2 separate regions of the Mus musculus genome follow, and region 2 is linked to region 1. A link is a loop called in an ENCODE intact Hi-C map of the cell type or tissue named here. Cell type or tissue: gastrocnemius. All regions are shown on one strand. Links, peaks and the distances in the headings refer to the core of each region. The heading gives the core; the rest is flanking DNA.

The links. Peaks named below come from ENCODE experiments on the same cell type or tissue, not always from the same donor. Only the 100,000 strongest peaks of a DNase experiment are listed, where the experiment ranks them.
Region 2: a loop joins it to region 1, with 2.0 times the contacts of the local background. A loop is called at or near these places in 2 of 42 quality-filtered maps.

What each region holds. Positions count from the first base shown.
Region 1 is chr11:119,596,536-119,606,728 of GRCm38, reverse strand. It overlaps Rptor (regulatory associated protein of MTOR, complex 1), which reads right to left and starts at 3,824. Exons shown (of 34, transcript NM_028898.3): 1 at 2,758-3,824. The coding sequence starts at 2,919. In gastrocnemius, for the core only: a CTCF peak has its summit at 6,254 (motif pointing left); DNase peaks (open chromatin) are centred at 2,961, 3,428 and 3,772; H3K4me3 peaks cover 2,484 bases; H3K27ac peaks cover 1,717 bases.
Region 2 is chr11:119,727,505-119,737,697 of GRCm38, reverse strand. All of the region lies in intron 4 of Rptor (regulatory associated protein of MTOR, complex 1), which reads right to left. Among named protein-coding and RNA genes, the nearest start is that of Rptoros, 100 kb to the left of the region's middle. In gastrocnemius, for the core only: no CTCF peak of the experiment used is centred there; DNase peaks (open chromatin) are centred at 3,916 and 4,573; H3K4me3 peaks cover 719 bases; H3K27ac peaks cover 4,134 bases.

The sequences.
Region 1 (10,193 bases), core at 1,325-9,324:
AAAAGACAATCTAACTAAAGGCAACATAGTAATTAAAATGTTAACAGGCAGGCTGGAGACATTGCTCAGAGGTTAAGAGCACTGGCTGCTCTTCCAGAGGTCCTGAGTTCAATTCCCAGCAACCACATGGTGGCTCACAACCATCTGTAATGGGACCTGATGCCCTCTTCTGATGTGTCTGAAGACAGCTACTGTGTACTCACATAAATAAAATAAGTAAATCTTTAAAAGAAAAAGTTAACAACCACAATTGATTGAAAACAAGGGGTGCAAGAACCAGAACCAGGCTGAAGGTGGAACTCGAGGAACTGAGGGTGGGCATGCCCTGTGGGAGGAGGGACTGAGGGTGGGCGTGCCCTGTAGCTGGATGGCAAAAACCTCCTAAGAGCTTGTCAGTCAACTTTGGTGACACAATTTTAGAAACCAGTAACAAGGATACTAGACAGAACACTAATAAGTAATCATAAATAAAATACATTTTAAAACTAAGTTAGTATGCTGGGTGGTAGTGGCTCAAGCCTTCATATCCAAGTACTCAGGAGGCAGAGGCAGAGATAGGTTTCACTGTGTAGACACCTGGATGTCCTGGAACTCACTCTGTAGACCAGATTGGCCTCGAACTCACAGAGATCCACCTGCCTCTGCCTCCCAAGGACTGGAACTAAAGGTGTGTGCCACCATCTATCTCCTGGCAAAAGAAAAAGAAAAAAACACTTTAATAATAAGGCTGGAGATGTAGCTCAGTTTGTAGAGTGTTGCTTAGCGTGCACAAACTCTGAGCTTGATCACTAGGACCATTTAAGAGTGAATTCAGGGGGCTGGAGAGATGGCTCAGCGGCTAAAAGCACTGACTGCTCTTCCAGAAGTCCTGAGTTCAATTCCCAGCAACCACATGGTGGCTCACAACCATCTATAATGGGATCTGATGCCCTCGTCTGGTGTCTCTGAAGAAGCTACAGTGTACTTGTCATATGTATAAAAAAAAAATAAAATCTTAAAAAAAAAAAGAGTAAATTCCATGGTGCACACCTATAATCCTAGCACCTGGGAAGTGGATGCATGAGTTCAGGGTCATTCTGACTACACGCCAAGCTGGCCTGCACTACATAAAACCCTGACTCTAGAAAAGTATTAAACTAAAAGTTCAAAAGATATCCATTAATGTGATTTGAACAGTTTGAGTACAGGTTTAGGTAGCAAAAGAAACCACATTCAAAAGAACAGGAGAGAAAAAAACGTTTAAAATAAGAACTCCACCAAATCGAATGGGGGGGGGGGGGAGTAGAGTTGCTCTAAAACAAATTTATTTTTAGATAAACACTGCAATCAAATTTATTTTTATTTCATTAGTACTAGACATGTCCATAAAACAGACTTTATGCAGTCTCTCTCAGCCATCAGTTTAACTTAGATTGCTTTTATCCTTGTTTAAGACAGGGTTTGCACGTTGTAGTAGGGCTGACCTTGACCTGTGATCCTCCTGCTTCAAGATCCAGAGTGTTGGGATTACAAGAGTGATTTACCTTGCCCAGCATAAAATGCTTTTGACTATACACCAAGCTGGACTGCACTACATAAAACCTTGTCTCAAAAAAAATTTTCACAACTTTAATCTTAGCACTCAGCAGGATGAGGCAGGCAGATCTCTTGAGTTCAAGGCCAGCCTGGTCTACAGAGTTTCGGGACAGGCAGAGATGTTACACAGAGATATCCTGTCTCAAAAAAAAAAAAAAAAAATCAAAAAACAAAAAAATTTATCAATTTTTTGATAAAATTTAGCCAAATCAACAACTGAAACACTGGTCATTGCTAGAACTATGTTGAGGGTTCATCAACATACACCTTTTTAAAACAATCATCTCAAGTAAAAACATACCAAGTATAAACAAATGACACATTATAACACCAATTTCCTCTTTTATACTGAAAAGTTCACACAAATGAAAGAAGCCCAGGAGGAGAAAACAACTAAACACACATACACACACTATGGGTATACACAGACAAGAGACAGTAAACACACATACACACAATATGGGTGTGCACAGACAAGACACAGTACTCCCCTTTTGTTAGACCAGGAACTAACAGCACTACAGCTGGCTGTTTTCTTTGCTACCAACATCTCATGACACTCCACGATCAGAAGAACGGCCAAAAAACTGAACCCAGGTTCCAATCCATCATACCCCATGCTCCCTAATTTCCACTGAGGAAATTTTATCTCCAGGTTACAGTGACCACAAGTCACATACACAGGGAGTCAGCCTCACAGACAAGATGTTCAAAGGACTGGGATGAAACCTGCTGCAACCTTAAAATAACTTTGCCTGAATTTGTTATTGGCTAAACATTTCAAGTCATCTTGTTTTCCAACACACTTTATCAGACATCTGAACTTCAGGCAACCTGGTTATTTGAAAAAAAGCAGACTACAAAAATAGACTAAGCACGTTAACTATTATTTCCCAAGTTGTCTTTTCTCTAAGTGCTACTAAGTGTAGTAAAGGGCATATAAGTATCTGTGAAACTATAGTTCCTAATTTGGTGTTTTTCCCCCCTCTGAATTAAAACTCGTTTTTAACGCTACTCGGTGAGAAGAGACTAGCCAAAACCCGAGTCTGGAATAGCTTTTTGGATTTTAGTGCAACATGTGTCTTCGAAATACCCGCATCCTTCTAAAAAGGCTGTCCTTGCTCAGAACTTTCTTAGTTGGAAAACTACGAACTCAAAAAGGTGCCATGAGAAGCCACTCACCCGATCCTTCATTCTCCAGCTCTGCGCTAAAGATTTGGAGCCTTCGATTTTCTCACAATGTCTTTTCTTCATAAAAGCCAAAGGCAAGTTCCAATCTGTAAGGTCCGCCTCATCTTCCTCCCCGAGTCCCATAAGAGGCGACTGCAGCATCTCCGACTCCATCAGGGGAGGAGGGGGAGGGGGAGTCCTTGGCAGCAGGCGCTCGAGAACCTCCAGCCTTAAAAACTAGTGTGGACCAGAACTGGTAAAATAAAATACGGGAAAACGGGAAGCTGGGAATAGAGACGGCGGCAGAGCGTTCGAAGATCCTTATTGAGGCTAAACCTCGGAGATCTTTATCTCGAACTCTGAGCGCGAAGTTGGAGGGGGCGGGGTGGGTGGCGAGCCCGTGGGTACCCAAGCCCGCAGGACCCGGACGAGCGGCGACACGCGCGCCCGGTCGCCGGCCCCCGCAGCTCTGCAGGCCGTCAGGAGGGCGGCAAGCGGGACTGGCGGAGGCGGGAGAGACTTCAGGCCCGGCGATGACCCGGCTCTCGGCCTCCAACGCCTCAGTGGCTCCCGGCGGGCAGGCCGGCCCGCTCGCAGGGCGGCTTCTCCGACTGTGCTGGCCCGGCTGAGGCCTCAAGGGATCGGGATCGGGGGGCTTCGGGGCTCGCCCAGCGGCTCTCAGCCCTGCGGGTCCCGCACTCGCCTGAGGGGCTGCAACCTGAGCCAGGACCGGCCCATCGTGCCCGTCCGCAGCCGGGCTCCTCAGCCACCGGGCCGCGCGGCCAGGCCCGTGCTGGCCTTCTGCTTCGTGGCTCTCTCCTACCCAGGAACGAGTCCCGATACACACGCGACACGGGCCCGCGGACAGCACAGGGACACTGGGCTTATTAGGTCAGGGGAGTTTTGCCCTCTGCTCTGGAGCCACAGTGAAAACTCCTCTCATCAGCACATCAAGGAGGACGCCATATTGCCAAGGCCCAGCATGCACCGCTATCTACGGCGCGTCCAATAAGCCAAACCTCTTCGAGCGTTCTCACCGCTCTACCCCTGCTAGGGCGTAGAGCTCGGTGTTCCGTCCTCCCTTCCCCCACGCCGTTACCGAGGTTACCACGTCTTTTCTCCTTAGTTGATCTCCACTAGTAAAATAGACCATTTGCGATTGAAACTATGTCCGTTCAGTTATTTTTAAAAGCTTTTTGCTACTACAAACAAAGCTTCGTGCCTTGATATTAAAGAAAGAAACCACTTGGTTTCGTCATGATTTTAAAAGGTGGTATTTTTAAAAAGCCTCAGAAAAGACCATTGATATTAGACACATAAGACTATCGGGACTTTCTTTTGATATTTCCACTTTTAAAAGAGACCGATTTCATCGATTACGAATTTTTTGTCTGATATACTTTATTTCCTGAACAGTATATTCTTATTTTGCTACAGTTTCATGTGCAAACGTCTAAAGCTGCCCACAGAAGCAAGCCTCCCTGCTGTTGACTTCTCTGGTTCAGTTCAGTAAATCTCAGATATTGACACACTCTGAGAACTGCTTTGGTGCAATGGAAATATAAAGTAAATGTAACGAGGTGCCAGCCTTTCGTAACCAGGGTGCGAGTGAGACACTTTTTGGTTTTTTTTGGTTTTTGGTTTTTTGTTTTTTTGTTTTTTGGTTTTTTTTTGTTTTTTTTTTTTTTTTTTTTTTTTTTGGTTTTTCAAGTCAGGGTTTCTCTGTATAGCCCTGACTGTCCTGGAACTCACTTTGTAGACCAGGCTGGCCACCACCGCCCCGGTTAGTGAAACACTCTTAACCTTTAGCTAGAGTTCAGTCAACAACTGAGCCCACCTTCAGCTTTGGTGTTAGGGGAGCCTCTGTTAGTCAATGTTACTAATTTCAAGCTGCATTTTCTCAGTCTTAGGTTCCTGAACCATAAAGTTTGGATAATATTAAAGAATATTACTAAAAGGATAAAAATTTAGCTTGTAAAGATGCCCAGGCCAGCCTAAGCTACAAAATAAGACCCTTTCTTTAAAAAAAAAAAAAAATCCACTTTAAGAGAAGGGTTGAAAGCTGGGCCTGGTATTTAATCCCAGCACTCTGGAGGCAGAGGCAGGAGGATCTCTGTTAGTTGGAGGTCAGCCTGGTCTACAGAGCTAGTAGTTCCAGAACAACCAGAGCTACAGAGAGAAATCCTGCCTTGAAAAACAAACAAACAAGATGTGAAGGCATTGCAAGCCACCACTGAGAGTGAGCTCTGACTGATCCTGGTATGTTTATAAAAAGATAAAGACAGAAAAAATATGTTCTATGGGGGGAGGGGGAGGAATGGGGAAAGGGGGTTCCTCCGTAGACCCATGCTGAGGCATTCCTTCCCCCTGAGAGACCAGCCACATGTATAGAGTAGAGTTTATTCAGGGCATGGGGAGGGGAGTTAAGAGGGTAGTAGAGGCAGAGAAAGGGAGAGAGAAGGATAGAGTAGAGAAGTAGAGGTGAGCCATGGCCTTGAGCACATGGAGAGAGAGGGAAGGGAAGGGAGAGGGGTAGGAGAGAGCAAGAGCAGGAGAGAAGCAAGAGATCAAAAGCAAGAGTAAGAGAGGGATGAAAGGGATAAACAGCCCCTTTTATAGTGGGTCAGGCCTACCTGATTGTTGCCAGGTAAGTGTGGGGTGGAATTTAGACAGAATGCTAACAGGTCCCACAACTCCAATGTAGTCTACTAACTGTAGGCCTTACCACTAAAGCCTGGGTTAATCTGCAGATGTGTTCCTCAGAGTAGATCCAGGGTTGGACACAATGTGACAGTCCCTAACACAACCCTGCTAGCATCTGAGAGTCCAGGCTGCAATCTCAGATCCCTCTCACAAGCATGTGGGAAGTGTTTCCTGCTGTTTAGTTATCACCCCCCAAGAATTCCTGAGGTTACAGTATCACACAGAGCCCATTATCCTCCTAGTCTCAGAGCAGTGCACCAAAATCGAGTGTCCCCATTACCACCAGCCCCTCCCCACCACTACCAGCAGGGGCTTTAGAATTTCTAGAATCTATAGAAGAAATCATAGCACCTCCTGCTTCCACCTTGTCCCAAAGTATCCCTTGACACTTTACTTTGTAGTCCTGATGCCCACTGGTGCCATACACACATGGTGATCCCTCCAACCTTAGGCTGCAGAGAGCTCCCAGAAACTGGAAGGCCAGTGAACCTAGTATAAAAAGACCCTGGAACAAGAATAACAAGAGACCCTGGAATAACAAGAGACCCTGGAACCAAGCTGGAAGGCAAGGACCAATGCCAAGGTTGTCCTCTGACTTCCACATATGTGCTATGACACTTGTATTCATACATGTAAACATTTATACACACATACACAAACAGGCATGCCTATCCAAATTACAAGTTTCAAGCCTGTGAGTGACCCTATATAAAAATGAACAAAATGTGACTGGACCCCTAGCTCATCAGACAAACATATGTAACTCCACCTCCAGGGCATCTGACACCCTCTACTGGCCACTGTGGGTATCTACACACATGTGTATTCACATGTATGTAACACACACAGATGCACACATAAAATAAATCATTTAAAAGGTTGGGCACATCTTTAGGAACAACACCTGAGGTTGACCTCTGGCCTACCCACACACGTAGCACATGTGAGTTTACATACAAAAATAAGGAAGAAGAGGCAGGCATGGTGGTGCATGCCTTTAATTCCATCACTTGGGAGATAGAGGTAGGCAGATCTCTGTGAGTTCAAGGACAGCCTCGTTTTCAAAGTGAGTCCAGGATAGCCAGAGAAAACCTGTCTCAAAAAAAAAAATGAATAAATTTTAAAAAGGTAACAAAGGAGCCCACTGCTCTAGACTCCTGAATCATGGGAGATGATGTAGGAAGACAGATTTGGAATTTGTTTTATTTACTGAGAGAACCCTAATGAGAGATAAAGGTAGTCAGAGCTACGGACAGGAGACAAGACTCTCTCCAAAGTCTCCTCCAATAGCTGAGCTTCATTCCCCCCATGCCCAACACACACACTATACACACATACATACACGTGTGGCGCACACACTGGTACACGTACCACACAAGTACAATACACACCATCCATAAACACACACCACACACACAATCACACAATCAAAACATACCATACACACATACAACACACAATACACATACACACGATACACACGCACACCAAACAAACACAACAAAACACAACACACAGAAGCGGATATTGAGACTTACATATGCAATTCTAGCACTTGCGAGGTGGAGACAGAAGGTTCAGAAGTTTAGAGCCATCCTTGGCTACAGGGAAAAATGGGCTTCATGAGATTCTAGCTCAGAACAACAATACTCAATCAATCAGTAAATAAGTAAATGAATAAATAAATAACATTTAATTTCCCAGGGCACCACTAATTCCTGAAGTTCTGACAAAGCCTCTCCCTGAAGTCTCTATACCTATAACATGCAGACTATGAAGGTGACACTTTGGAACAAATCTGTGACTCGTGGGAAAGCCAGGAAGGACAGGTTGACAGCCCAGTTCCCAACCTGAAAGTTGAAGGATGTGCCAGATTTCTTTCACTTAAAAGAAACACTCTTCCATTGTGTCCTGGACACTTCTATTCAAGTCTCTGACAAACCCTAGGAAACCTCGGGGGCTTTCAGAAGGCAGAGCCTCTGTAGCAAATGACAGGCTGAAGAAAACTAAAGGGTTGACATTTCTGCCAGGACAGTCCATTCTCCACAGCATGTGATCATTTGGCCACTTGGGCCTGTGGTTCCCATTTCAGTATCCTGCCATCATCTATCAGCAGGGACACAGGCTTCCATAAAGCTGCTCACCGAAACCATTTAATAATGAAAACATGTGTTACCCATTTCCAGACATGTGTAAAATCTGGTCTGAGTCAGGCTATGAAATTGGACGTGGAAGCTGAGGACAACCTCCTTCCCCTACAGTCTATTACAGTCTCTGCCTACATGAATAAAGGTGCTTACAAGCTGAGTGCCTCTGAAACCGATTGCTCATGGACAATGTCAGGCTGCAGACTAGCAGGAAGAGAGGAAGGGCTGCTGGGCCCAGCTCTGACCTCAAACTAGAGGAAATACCACTGACCTGCCAGACAAAAGGAGAGGGACCTCATCTCACACGGTGGACCCCATCACCCCTCACCAGCCCTAAAACACTCACTGCCAGGCTGAGGAGACAGTCCAGTCTGGAAGGAGCTTCTCCTATAAGCACGAGAGCCTGTGTTTCAGCCCCAGCAACTCCTGTGTTTTGTTTTGTTTTAAACATGCTGGACAGAGTAGCACATGCCTTTAATCTCACCACTCTCTGTGAGTTCAAGGTCAGCCTGGTCTAGGTAGTGAGTTCCAGGCCTGGCAGTCCTAGGAGTAATGAGACCCTACCTCAAAAAAAAAAATTGTGTGGGAGAGGCATTATATGGTTATAATCCCAGTGCTTAGGATGGTAGAAACAGGCAGATCTCTAGGGCTTGATAGCCAGGCAGCCTAGTTACTGGTCAGTGAGAGATCCTATCAAAAACAAGGCAAATAATACCTGTCCTCTGCCCTCTAGCATCCATACCTTATACACAGAGAGAGACAGAGAGACAAAGACAGATGGACAGGCAGACAGAGACAGACAGACAGACAGACAGAGACAGAGACACAGAGAAAGAAAATCATGTATACACGTGAATACACACACACACACACATCCTTGGAATTTTGACAACCTGATGCCAAAGACATAGTAAAGTGAGGAAGAGTACAAAGACAAGCCCCTGAGAATGTTGGTTGTGCATTATATCAGCCAGCGGGAAGGGGAAGAGGGCGCACAGGACAGGCAGTCTGGGTGAGAGACTCAGACAAACAGCCTTTCCCAGAAAGAACTGCTGTGGCTGTCTTTTCAGCACTTTTTAGCATGGCAGAAGCCTGCTGCAACCGAGAGACCCTTCTCTCAAGTCAGAAGGCCATCCCAACAAAGACACCCTGTGCACAGGACGGCAGGCCAGGCCAAGTCATTCTCCGATATTGCAGATGCTCCAGTAAATCAATCAAGGGCAGAGAATGTGTTTTGTCATCAAGAATCAGGAGCAAGGCTGGAGATCAGGGAAGTCGAGGAGCCCTGGTGCTTCGCTGAGCTCTTGTTTTCCACACCGGAGACTGGCCAGCTCCAGGCCTCTGCAGAGAAATCTGTGCTTAGTTTAGAAGAAACTAAAATAGATACAAGGTAGTTGGTACCTTGATAGGAGGTAATGGTGTCTGATCATCATTACTGTTTTTAGCAGAATCCCAAGCCACCTTCCTCTGCAGGTCAGATGTTTTGTTGACAGAGAAGTGCAAAGAGGAAGGGAAGTGGGTGACAGGCTCTGCATCACCTTCAGTGGAAAACACAGGCCGCTGAGCCCGAGTGTCTGCTTCCCCTCCCTACTGCCCATATTAATACATAAGGGTATTTATGCCTGTGGGTTTTTTTTTTTTTTTACCCTCAATGATGGATCTAGTCCTTTTGATTTTTAAACAGTGACCATGTAGGTCTTGATAAACAGAAATAACTTGATTTTCATTTTTATTGGGGGGGTCACTCTTATCTAGTTTGGGAACTATAGTGAAAAAATGCCTGTTATTGAGAAAACTGTACCTACTAGCCACATTGCTTTGAAGATTTGCTCATAACTGTAACATCACAGAGTCACTGCATTAACAGAGCAAACCGGGCGTGGTGAAGTACACCTATAATCCCAGCACACAGGAGGTGGAAACCGAAGAGTTCCCTTCATCTACATACTGAGTTTGAGACCAGCCTAACTACAAGGTACCTGACTCCAAAAATGTTTTCTTTTGATTTTTTTTTTTTTTTGAGACAAGGTCTCTCTATGTAGTCCTGATTGTCTTGGAACTCATGTAGACTAGGTTAGTCTGGAACTCACAGAGATCCTCAGTCTTCTGAGTGCCAGGATTAAAGCTATGTATCACTACACTCAGATTCAAAATTAATTTTTAAGGAAAGAAGATGGAAGGGAGAAGGAGGGAGGCTGGAAAGTTGTTTGATAGCACTTGCTATACAATCCCGGCATTCACCAAACAAGCTGGGGACCCTGCCAACTCCTGTAAGTCCAGCTCTGAGGGCCCAGGGCCCTCATCGTGAGCACATGCACGTGTGTACATACACTCACAGAGACACAGCTACGCGTGGTTCAGCGAGTAAAGGTGCTGCTTGCTGCTGACCCTGCCAGCCCTCCTTCCTCCTCTAGATCCCTGAAGGTTGAATCGTAAACGTACAATCTATGCCCACTGCAGACACAGCATTAGGAGAAAATAAAAAATGACACAGGCAGGACTGGAGAAATGGCTCAGTGGTTAAGAGCACTGGCTGTTCTTCCAGAGGACCCAGGTTCAATTCCCACATAGCAGTTCACGACTGTCTGCAACCCCTGT
Region 2 (10,193 bases), core at 1,073-9,072, 130 kb before region 1:
AGTGCAGAAGAGGAACAAGAGACTGTCTAAGGGCGTGCAGCTTGTGCATGGCTTCAAAGTGTCTCTGGGGTATCCACTGATGACCAGAAAGAGACCAAAGCAGCAACTGGCCAAGCCATTAGGTAGCACCACTAGCAACAGTGAACACCATCAGCCAGAACAACCTTCGGTGTCAGTTCTAGCCTACCGTGTCAGTCCCAGGGGCCCATCTCGGGTTCTCACAGGGGGCCACAAGCACACTCACCAATACATGTGCTCGTGGGGCACAGTGCAGCATGTATGTGGTGTGTAGTTGTCAGTCATTAAACTGGCTCGAGCATCACCGCAGATGACACCTCTCCTTATGTGAGAAACATTGAAACCCTCTCTGCTTGCTGTCTGATGTCCTCCCACTCCTCCTCTCCTCCCCTCCCCATCCTCTAGCTCCTCCCATCTCCCCACCCCCAGCTCATGCTATAGTGGTAGCACTTCTTTCTGCTTCTTCCAGGGCAATCTTTTAGCTTCAACATCTGAGTGGGACCATGAGGCTCTGATCCCTCTGTGCCGTTCAGATATCAGGCTGCTCTTTGACACCCTGTGGCCCAGGACAGGGCTTCTGTCTCTGGGCGGTCCCCTCCTCCCTGAACTTTCAGGGAGTTTACTCAGTTCCTGCCGCACATCCGTGACCTCCACCTACCTCATATTAGGACCAACTTACTGCCCAATTTCCAGCAGACCCTAAACACTACTTGTCAACGAGGCTGTCCAATGCCTTGAAAGGGACCACAGTGTTACAGACACTTCTCTACAGCTTTCAACTGGGAAGCACCAGGCTGTCAGAGCTGGGGTTCTACAGCAGCTAGAATGATGCTCCCCTGACTGACACAAGGCAGCAGAGGCTCTCCCTCCCCTAAACATGATAAAGAAGTACCACTGAGTTCAGTCAGCTCACTGTGAGCTTACAGCTGAAGGCAGACCCTTCTCCATCAGTAGGCTCACACCAGCCTTGACCCGATCTTATCTCTCCTGATTCAGCTCGAGACTGTCACATTTCTACAGCATCCGTAAGGTGGAAAATGCCAATTTGCTACAGAAACTGTGAGTGCTACCATCCGCATGCAAAGACAAACATTTCTTAAAACACACAATACTTACTTAAAGAAAATTCCTGGCTCTATAGAAAGCTCTGGTCTGTCTTTCCTTCTTTCTTTTTTTTGAGAACTATTTTGATTTTATTTTTACATGTAAAGGTGTCCTGTCTACACGCACAGCTGTGTGTATGCAGTACTCAGAGTAGAAAAAGGCAGCAGATTCCCCCTGAAAATGGAGTTACAAACCATTGTTAGGTGCTGGGACTCAAACCTTTGTTTTCTGAAAGAGCAGCCCATATTCTTAACCAGTGAGCCATCTCTCTAGCCTCAAAAAGCCCTAATTTCTAAGCAGTACACTCTTGTGTAGTTCCCAAAGCCTGCTTTGGCATGTGCTGGAAACATGAGTTAGACAGCCTACAAATTGCCAGGATGGTGGGCCAGAGTCTAGTTCAGCTGAGACAGTACAGCAAAGCCACCATGGACTGACATAAAATACATGTTCTTTTTTCTATCCTCCTCTTAGACTTTTTTTTTAAACATTCAGCACAAATATAGTGAGAGAAAGATTCTTTATAAAGAGAAGAAAACTAGAAACAATACAGGTGTCAGCAACAGGGAAAAGGATCATTGAGCCATAGAGCATTTCAAGTCGACTCTCAGCCTGACAGAATCAACCGCAACAGAAACACAAACCTGAATAAAAAGGTCAGCTGGACCACTCTTGATAACGCTTATATAAACTCAAAACTACACAAAACACTGTAATCAGTGAGGCAGGGCACCCTTCACTGTAACCAGTGAGGCAGGGAGTTCTTCACTGTAACCAGTGAGGCAGGGAGTTCTTCACTGTAACCAGTGAGGCAGGGAGTTCTTCACTGTAACACTGGGATTTGAGAATAACACAGGGGAACAGCGGATTTGAGACAAGCCGGCAAAATACAAGACCTTGTCTGTGCCAAAATAATTTTCTAAGATCGGAACAATGAGAAATGTGGTTCAAGAGACAGTTTGCTCAGGAAATAAACCTCCGAACACACACACACACACACAGAGAGAGAGAGAGAGAGAGAGAGAGAGAGAGAGAGAGAGAGAGAGAGAGATGGGGAGCAAGTTCACAGGTTTTACCATGCTCAAAGTACTAGAGTTTGGATCTAGAATGTTCCTTGGTCTTGGGCCAGTGGGAGAGTGTGCGGTCCTGAGCTCCTTTTTCATTCCTGGGCATGGATCTCTCTGTCAATGGTCCTGCCATGCTGTATTGGTGTATTCTGGCACAGAACCAAGCAAGCAAGCTGATTGTCTCAGGTGCCTGCCACAGATACAAAGCTAGGACAGTAACTCCCAAGTGTCAGGTGACCTTTTCCTATGTACTGTTCCATGTAAACACATGTTCTACATTCAACACGGCTGGGATTTGCAGCTGTTGTGGCTCTAAGGGAACCAAAGAAGAATTAGAATGTTTCTAACCACATACCCAAGAATTCCAAGAACAATCAATGTTATAATGATCCCATGTGAAATCAGTATTAAATACATAAAACACACCATTACCATGCAGTAGCTATACACCTGGCTAATAAACACTCAAATACCTGGAAACTGAAGCTTGGGACATTCAGAAGGAATGGGAAAGCAAGCTATTTAAGATATGAACAGTGATATCATTCACTTAAAAAACAACAAATCAGGCGTGAAGAATAACAGACCACAGCATCCACAAAGGTCTCACATGACCAAGATACCCAGCAGGAAGGCCAGCAGTGAGGGAAGGGCCAAAGGAGATGGGTGAGGCTGTCAGCTAAGCCCGTGAAGGTGAACCAAACGAGCCAAAACGAGCAGGAAAGGCCACAGCTTCAGACCAGAGAGCAGGATGGGGAACCAACTCGGAAGAGGTGGGGAAAGTGAGGGTCTGCTGAGAGAACATGGGGGAGGGGGCACTGAGGTAGCTTAATCCCACACAGCAGCTACCCAGTTCCTAGACCCCTTCTCATGCAATCAGAAGAATGCTACATCGACTGTTTTACAAATGTTGAATTTTTAGTGGCTCTAGAAACATTTTATTAAAAAGTTCAAAATGTGGGTGAAGGTAACTATACCTTTCAGCACCGAGGAATTTCTTTATAAATTTATAAAGAAAAGAAGTAGCCTAAGGTTTCCAGGCTTTCTCTAAAGAAACAGCATTTTTGCTGATGGCCTTCAACTACTATAAGCAAATGTAAGACGCTAGAAATTCTAAAAAGAGAGGGTCAAGTTCACAGTGAAATGAAGGCTTTTGTCGTTTCCTGGACTCCCCCAAAGTAACAATTTCAACAAACGATATCGGTGAGAATAATGCAATTATGAAAGTCACAATGTTTTCCACCAAGTGCATGTTTTAAAACCTAAACAATCTGCCTTTCAATAGAAGCAGCAGCTGTCTGTTCCATACCAGACAAAGAGGTAGGTAGCATCTAGATACCTGTGAAAAACAAAAACTACATGTGCTGTGTATGTGTGTGCATGTGCTTATATGTGTAGTCATAAGAACAGTATCTGTAAGTTGTTTGTGGAGCTCATGGTTATTTAACCACAAGACAGGTCAGGTAGAAGCAGAGACGACGACTCACAACAGGGCCCATCTTTACTTATGTTCCAAAGACCCACTAGCACCTCCGGGGGCCTTGCTCTGGCTCCCAGACCTCACGCTTTCTTCAGGCCTAGTCATCATAAGCTGGGGACCCAATACCACTTCTCACGCTTCTCACAGGCACACACTCACAGCCCAGGCCAGCAGGTGACATCAGCCCCTTCTTCCTGTCGCTTCATCCCGGTCACGCTCCAGGCCTCAGCTGCTCTGTCCATCTGTCCTCAGTCCATCACCTTGCCCTCCACTGACGGCCTCAACATGCAAGCTCACCTTGGTGGCAGTGTTTAGTATATCACCATTTTTACCTTATGCTGGCTTTCTTGCTGTCTTCTCAAATCCATCTCTCAGGCAACAGAGGGGGAGGGATCCTAGAAGCCACCTGGCCACACTCCTTCCTCCAGCACACCACCTTGTTTTCTGTCCCCTTTAAACCTTAGTGTAGACACAGTCTCCCATCTCCCTCAGTGGAAGGCTCCACTTGGTGCTGACTTGACTCCTGCAGGGGGGGTCCCTGGGAAGGAAGGGAGCTCGCTGCTGGTCCACTCTTAAAGGGTCAGTCCATCTTTCCTGCATCACTTCACTTGTCACTACACAATCAGCAGGTTTCTCTTTAACTTGATTTAAAACAGCACCTAACAGGAAACAATCTAATCTTTACTTTTAGTGTGGTCTCCATGAGGCTTTATCTCCTTATGTCCAGAGCAGTCAAACTCTGAGAGAGATACTGGGTGAGACAGACACTGAAGAGAGCAAGCAGGTCCAGCATTTGAAGGCATTTCTGGCAGAGAAGGGTTTTTCCACTCAGCGAGCCTTTTCCTGTGTTCTACAGAGTCCAGCACGACAGAAGCTATTTTTGATCTTTGCTTGTGCACCCAGCACAGAGCCAAGTGACTTTCTTGCCTGTATAGCTGGACCCACTTCACCTAGAAGAGCAGGCTTCATCTCAGCTTGCCTCTCTTGATGCACTGAGTGTGAGTTTCTCGGCTTTACATTTTAGTTCAGAGCAATTTTAGTCCTTTTATTTGTTTACATTTAGACTGAACCTCAGCCTTCAAAGGCCGGCTCTGCTTACAGCAATGTCACTGTGCTCTGAACCCCCAAGCCGCAGCACCTGTGAAGCCAGTCTCAGATGCAGAAATCTCTTTTGTCTTGTCTTAATTTCCCCCACTTCATTGTCCTGTTGATTTGATTTTTTTTCCATAGATTTACTATTTTCGTATGACTGTCCACCAGAGACAGACTAGTAATTGTCTAGGACTCAGAACACAATGACATTGCTGCCACAGAGAACCAGACACAACACAGAGACCACAGGAAAGCTACAGAGGACTCAGGAGGAGAAGGAGCTGGCTTTGGGTACACTCAAGGATCAGAAAGTCTGTGACTGACAAAATGACACCTGGCTAGGTTAGGGTCAGCCACACCCTCCATGTCCACTTCTACATGCGGGCCACCACAGTGCTACTGTGACTGGGGTTGGAGTAAAGGCTTTGAGTCATGACCTTGCTATGTAGTCCAGCCTGGCCTCAAACTCAATCCTCTTGTTCCAGCTTCCAGAGTAGAGAGTTCACATGTCCAGCCCATGTTCCCCTTTGACTGTGGTTGACACTTGTTGGGTAAATGTTGTAGCACTGTTTAAGATATCAGGGTGGCCAATGACACTGCGCAGATCCTTTCCACTAAAACAGGAAAAACTATGCTCTCCCTGGAGTTTTTCCTTTTGAAAAGTTTAACTATCAATCTTCAGCATTCGCTCTAACTTAGTGACTCCTGGAAAGACAGACGTCAGACATCCAGCAAGGGGGAGATTTGTTTCCCCCTTCCCCTCTGCCCGTTCTGCTGTACTTTCAAACTGATATGAGGTGTGGACACACATCCCCAGGGTTCTTCTGCTCATGGTGCCTGTTAACACAGTCACATGCGTTCTATGTGAATCTGCAGTGAACGAACCACCGTCACCTGGACCAGCCTTCAGTTATAGCTGCACCTCTGTGTAAGGCAGACTTCAATCTGCTTTCTTAATTCAGACATAAACTCACAAAGAAGCAAGGAACCTAAATCAGAACCTGGGCATGTAGAGAGTGATTGGTCTGAGCTTTCCAGTGATAAAAACCATGTCCACTATTACCGAAGACGACAAGCCACAAGTTCAAATATCTACAAAACACATATCTGACACAGGACCAAGGTCTAAAAGGTCCACAGGATTATTAACGCTCAACAAGGAAGGAAGCTTCATCTTCAAGAGGGCAGGTGAGCCGGGATGTGGCTCAGCACACAGGCTGTGCTTCTGCCTAGCAGAGTAAAACAGACCCAAGCAGACACGTTAGCAAGATAGACAGTGGACCAGAGCCAGGATATGAAGATATGCTGAGCACTACTCTGTCACAGGTCAGACTATTAAATTGTAAACTCACTGGCAACAAGACAAGACGACACATTTTTGACACCTTTTGCAGAGTGACTATAGTCCAGAATGCTGATCCTGCCAACACAGGGAGCACTGGTGGAAATGCAAACCACACAGACAGCTCATAACAAAGGTCGGCAATTCTTACAAAGCTAATTACGTTCTGACCATGTGCACCAGCAACCTAAAGAATCCCAAGTCAGAGACATAAAGAGCCACAAGTTCAAGGCCAGCTTGGGCTGTGTGAAAACCTGTCTCAAAATGTGTGAACAGCACTGTTCATAACTGAGGAGAGAATCAGGAGGCTTAATAGTACACGTGGAGACCTAGCTGTCTAGCCGTGGAGAAAGAGCCTTGAGTCCAACTGGCCAGGCAAGCGAGGTCGCTCTGAAAGGATATTTATAGATGACACCAACTACAGTGCATTCTGGGAAAGATAAAGCTAAAAAGAAAAGAAGGGAGGGAAGAAGAAAGGAAGAACATCAGTGGAGAGGCAGTGATTGAGCTCTGAATGACACCAGCGCTGGGGAAGCACATCTGTGAGACACATCGGTGGGAACCAGACTACACAACACCAACAGGAAGGAGCATAAAGCAGGACATGGCTAGCAAGAGCACACCATAATGGCTCATCAATCCTGGCAATTCGAGACAAGAGCCAATCCAGCAGAAGGCTCTAGACTGCTCACTGTCTGTATAGTTAATAAAGCATTCCACAAAAGAAGGCCTACTAATGCCTTTAAAGACTGATCCAAACTGGTCTAACTCACCAACAGAAATGAGTAAGTTAAAACTTCACTTTAAAGCAGCCAGAGTCAAGGAGAACCTGGGGACCAGAATGCTAGCAGCACACACTGAGCGGCGAGTCAGACTAGGGAGTGCGCACAGGAGTGAGCTTGGGCAGATTCTGTGGGATGGCTGGAGCGATGTGTGAGTGTAGGCTCTGTATAAACCAGTCTGTGGAACAGGAGGGTGACACCCCTGGCAATTTAACAATACTGTGTTTAGCTAGAAAACACCCTTGCTCCCAGCATCGTGTAAGGGGCACACTGCTGCACAGAGCACTCACAGCATATGTTATGTGTCACTGTCCTGCCTACCTTTTGAAGGACCTCAAAGATCAAAGCTGGAGTCCTGACAAGACTGATAAAAGGCACACATACCCCTCACTGTAATAACTAAGAAAACAAAGAAGGCCTGTGTGCTCAACTCCAAGAACAATATATACTGCTACCATTCCCTAGACTCACATGGTGGCAAGGGAGGTATTTTGAACAACAGGTATCAACAATTTCAAAACCTTTATTGAAATCTTCAAAAGGTCAGAAAAAAATGAACACCTACTTCTACCCAAGAAAGACCCTAAACCAGCAGTCAGAGACCTCACACAACAGTCTGCCCTGCCCTGGGCAATCCAATGCTTCGAGTCTTATAAATACCACTTGAGAGCCTATGACAAGAAGGAAATTCCCTACTCGTTTTCTCAAGCCACAGAATATTGATTACTTGGAACAGAGAAAAATCCAGGAAAATCTCAACAGGGAACACAGATTTTAAAACAAACAAACAAACAAACAAACAAACAAACAAAACCAGCCAGCCAGCTGAATTAAACCATGTGTGAAACAGACGATACACAGAGATAAATAAGCCATCTCAAGAACAGGTGTGTGGCATTTAATACAGAGTCACAGGATATCATGCCGTCCCTTATAAGTTAAGGGAGAATAGGGATTCTACCATCTTAACAGAAATACATCAAACCAAGGACTTTAGAAAAGTCAACATCTACTCATAATTTTAACATACAAACAAAAACAAGCAGTAACAGATCTAACACACAACGAAACAAAGGCTTTAGAAGGCCAGTACCTCATCATGATTCTCTGATATAAAGCAGGAACAGTTCTTAATTTGATAAATAATTGTTTCCATCCTCCCCCTCCTCACAAAAAGCCTCCTGCAGACTCCACAGGACTGAGTATTCCTCAGGAAGCCACAAAAGAGACAAGGGGGCCCAGTTACTGTTTCCTTCTCTTAAAGGCCAGCAGTGGAAAACAAGAACAACACATACAAGGCACAAGCGAGAAAAGAAGAAACGAAAATGCTCGTCTGCAAATGAGAAGCAACTTTACACCCTGAGGAACTATTAGAATCCACAAGAGTCTGGAGAACGTCCTTCCCGAATACTCAAGTAAGAAAATTAAGAAACTTACACTTTTATCAAGAAAGCTATCATATCCTGACAGGCATTTTAAATGATCACAGTCTAAAAGATCATCTGTAATGATCTTCTAGGATCTGCCTGATCACCTGTAGCCAAAGACACAGCATATTCCAACAAGTACGCCTTTTCTTCTTAAGAACTACTTTTATTCTTACCTGTTTATTTACTTATTTGTGTGTGTGTGTGAGGGGGCAGGGAGGGGGAGAGGGAGAGAGACAGACAGAGACAGAGACAGAATGTATGTATGTCACATGTATGTAGGTGCTGATGCTAAACCCTGATGCTAATGCTACAGGTGATTATGAACCACAATATAGACACTGGGAACTGAACCAGGTCCTCTGGAAGCACAGCAAGTGCTCTAACTGCTGGGCCATCCAGCCCCAAAGTCTTACGGAAACAGATGACTGTATTCAGTAATTTTTCTTTTCTTTTTTTTTTTGGTTTTTGTTTTTGTTTTTGTTTTTTTTTCGAGACAGGGTTTCTCTGTGTAGCCCTGGCTGTCCTGGAACTCACTTTGTAGACCAGGCTGGCCTCAAACTCAGAAATCCACCTGCCTCTGCCTCCTAAATGCTGGGATTAAAGGCGTGCGCCTCCATGCCTGGCTTAGTATTTTCTTATTAGAGCAAAAAGCCAAGATTAACCGAAACATCAAATAAGAAGAACAAAGGGTACCTATGTCTCCTCAAACTAAGACACTGAAAACCAAGACTGCTGATTGGCCCAGGACAGAGATGACTCATGCCAAAGCTGGCATCGATGGGGAGGTAGCAGTGAGCTATGCATACAAACCCTAAATTCTCAACCCAAGATCTAGTTGCAGTCCAGAGTACATTTTCATAGACAACGGTCTTCGTGTGTAAACCTTGCTCCCATTTTAAAGTTGATTAGTTAATAAAAGGCTAGAGCATGTGATTGGGCAGTAGAGAAAGGAAGGCGGGACTTGAGGATTGAGTGAGGTGACTCAGGAGAGATGCCGGAGTAGCAGGGAGAAGACAGAAAGAAGAGGAAGTTACCATGAGGCTGGATGAATCACGAGCCTATGGCCAGGAAAAGTGGACCCTGAGGACAGGCTAATGGAAAAGCAGCCCAGGTGGGCCTCAAACAGCAGGTGACAAGGGGCAAATGGTTTGAATATAGTAGGAACCTGCTCGATTCAGTGTTACAGCTTATAAATTAAGTACTGGGTTTTAGTGTCTTTTATACACATATAAAATAAATAAATAATTTACAGTGAGCTATAAACACAAAAGCAGATTCCATCTCACGCTATATATGAAAAGGGTCCATCACAGGCCTAACTATGGTTGGCTAGGTCAGGTGCAGTTGCCCCTAGAGAGAACACTGAGTGTGACCTGTTCAGCATAAAAACTCCTGTCCTTTAAAGGACACTGCAAACAGAATAGAAAGCAAGTCATAAATTTAGAAAAGACAGCCACAGTTCACAGGATGATGAAGAGTTTCTGTCTAGAATATAAAGAATTCCATCAGGATCAACAGGAGACAACCCAAGAACAGCTGTGTGGCCAGCTGTCAATCACCAGGACTCAGACTCAACAGGTTCCAGAGAAATCTACGATGGAACAAATGGACTTTTTCTAAGTACGGCCAATAGAGTGGAAACAAACAAAAGCATACAGAGAAGTCTATGCAGGGAAGTCCCAGCCAACCGAGAAGAAACACTAGGACCCTGCGTCTGCACTCAATCCTAATCCACCAAAGTCCACACCAGTGTCTGCACCTGAGGGAGTCCTGATCTACCAAGAGGAAGAACCAAGACCTGTACCTTCACCCACAGGATGGTCGCAACACATCAACTTAAAACCACTGGAAACGGCGTTATGGTTTGATTTTGAAACGTCC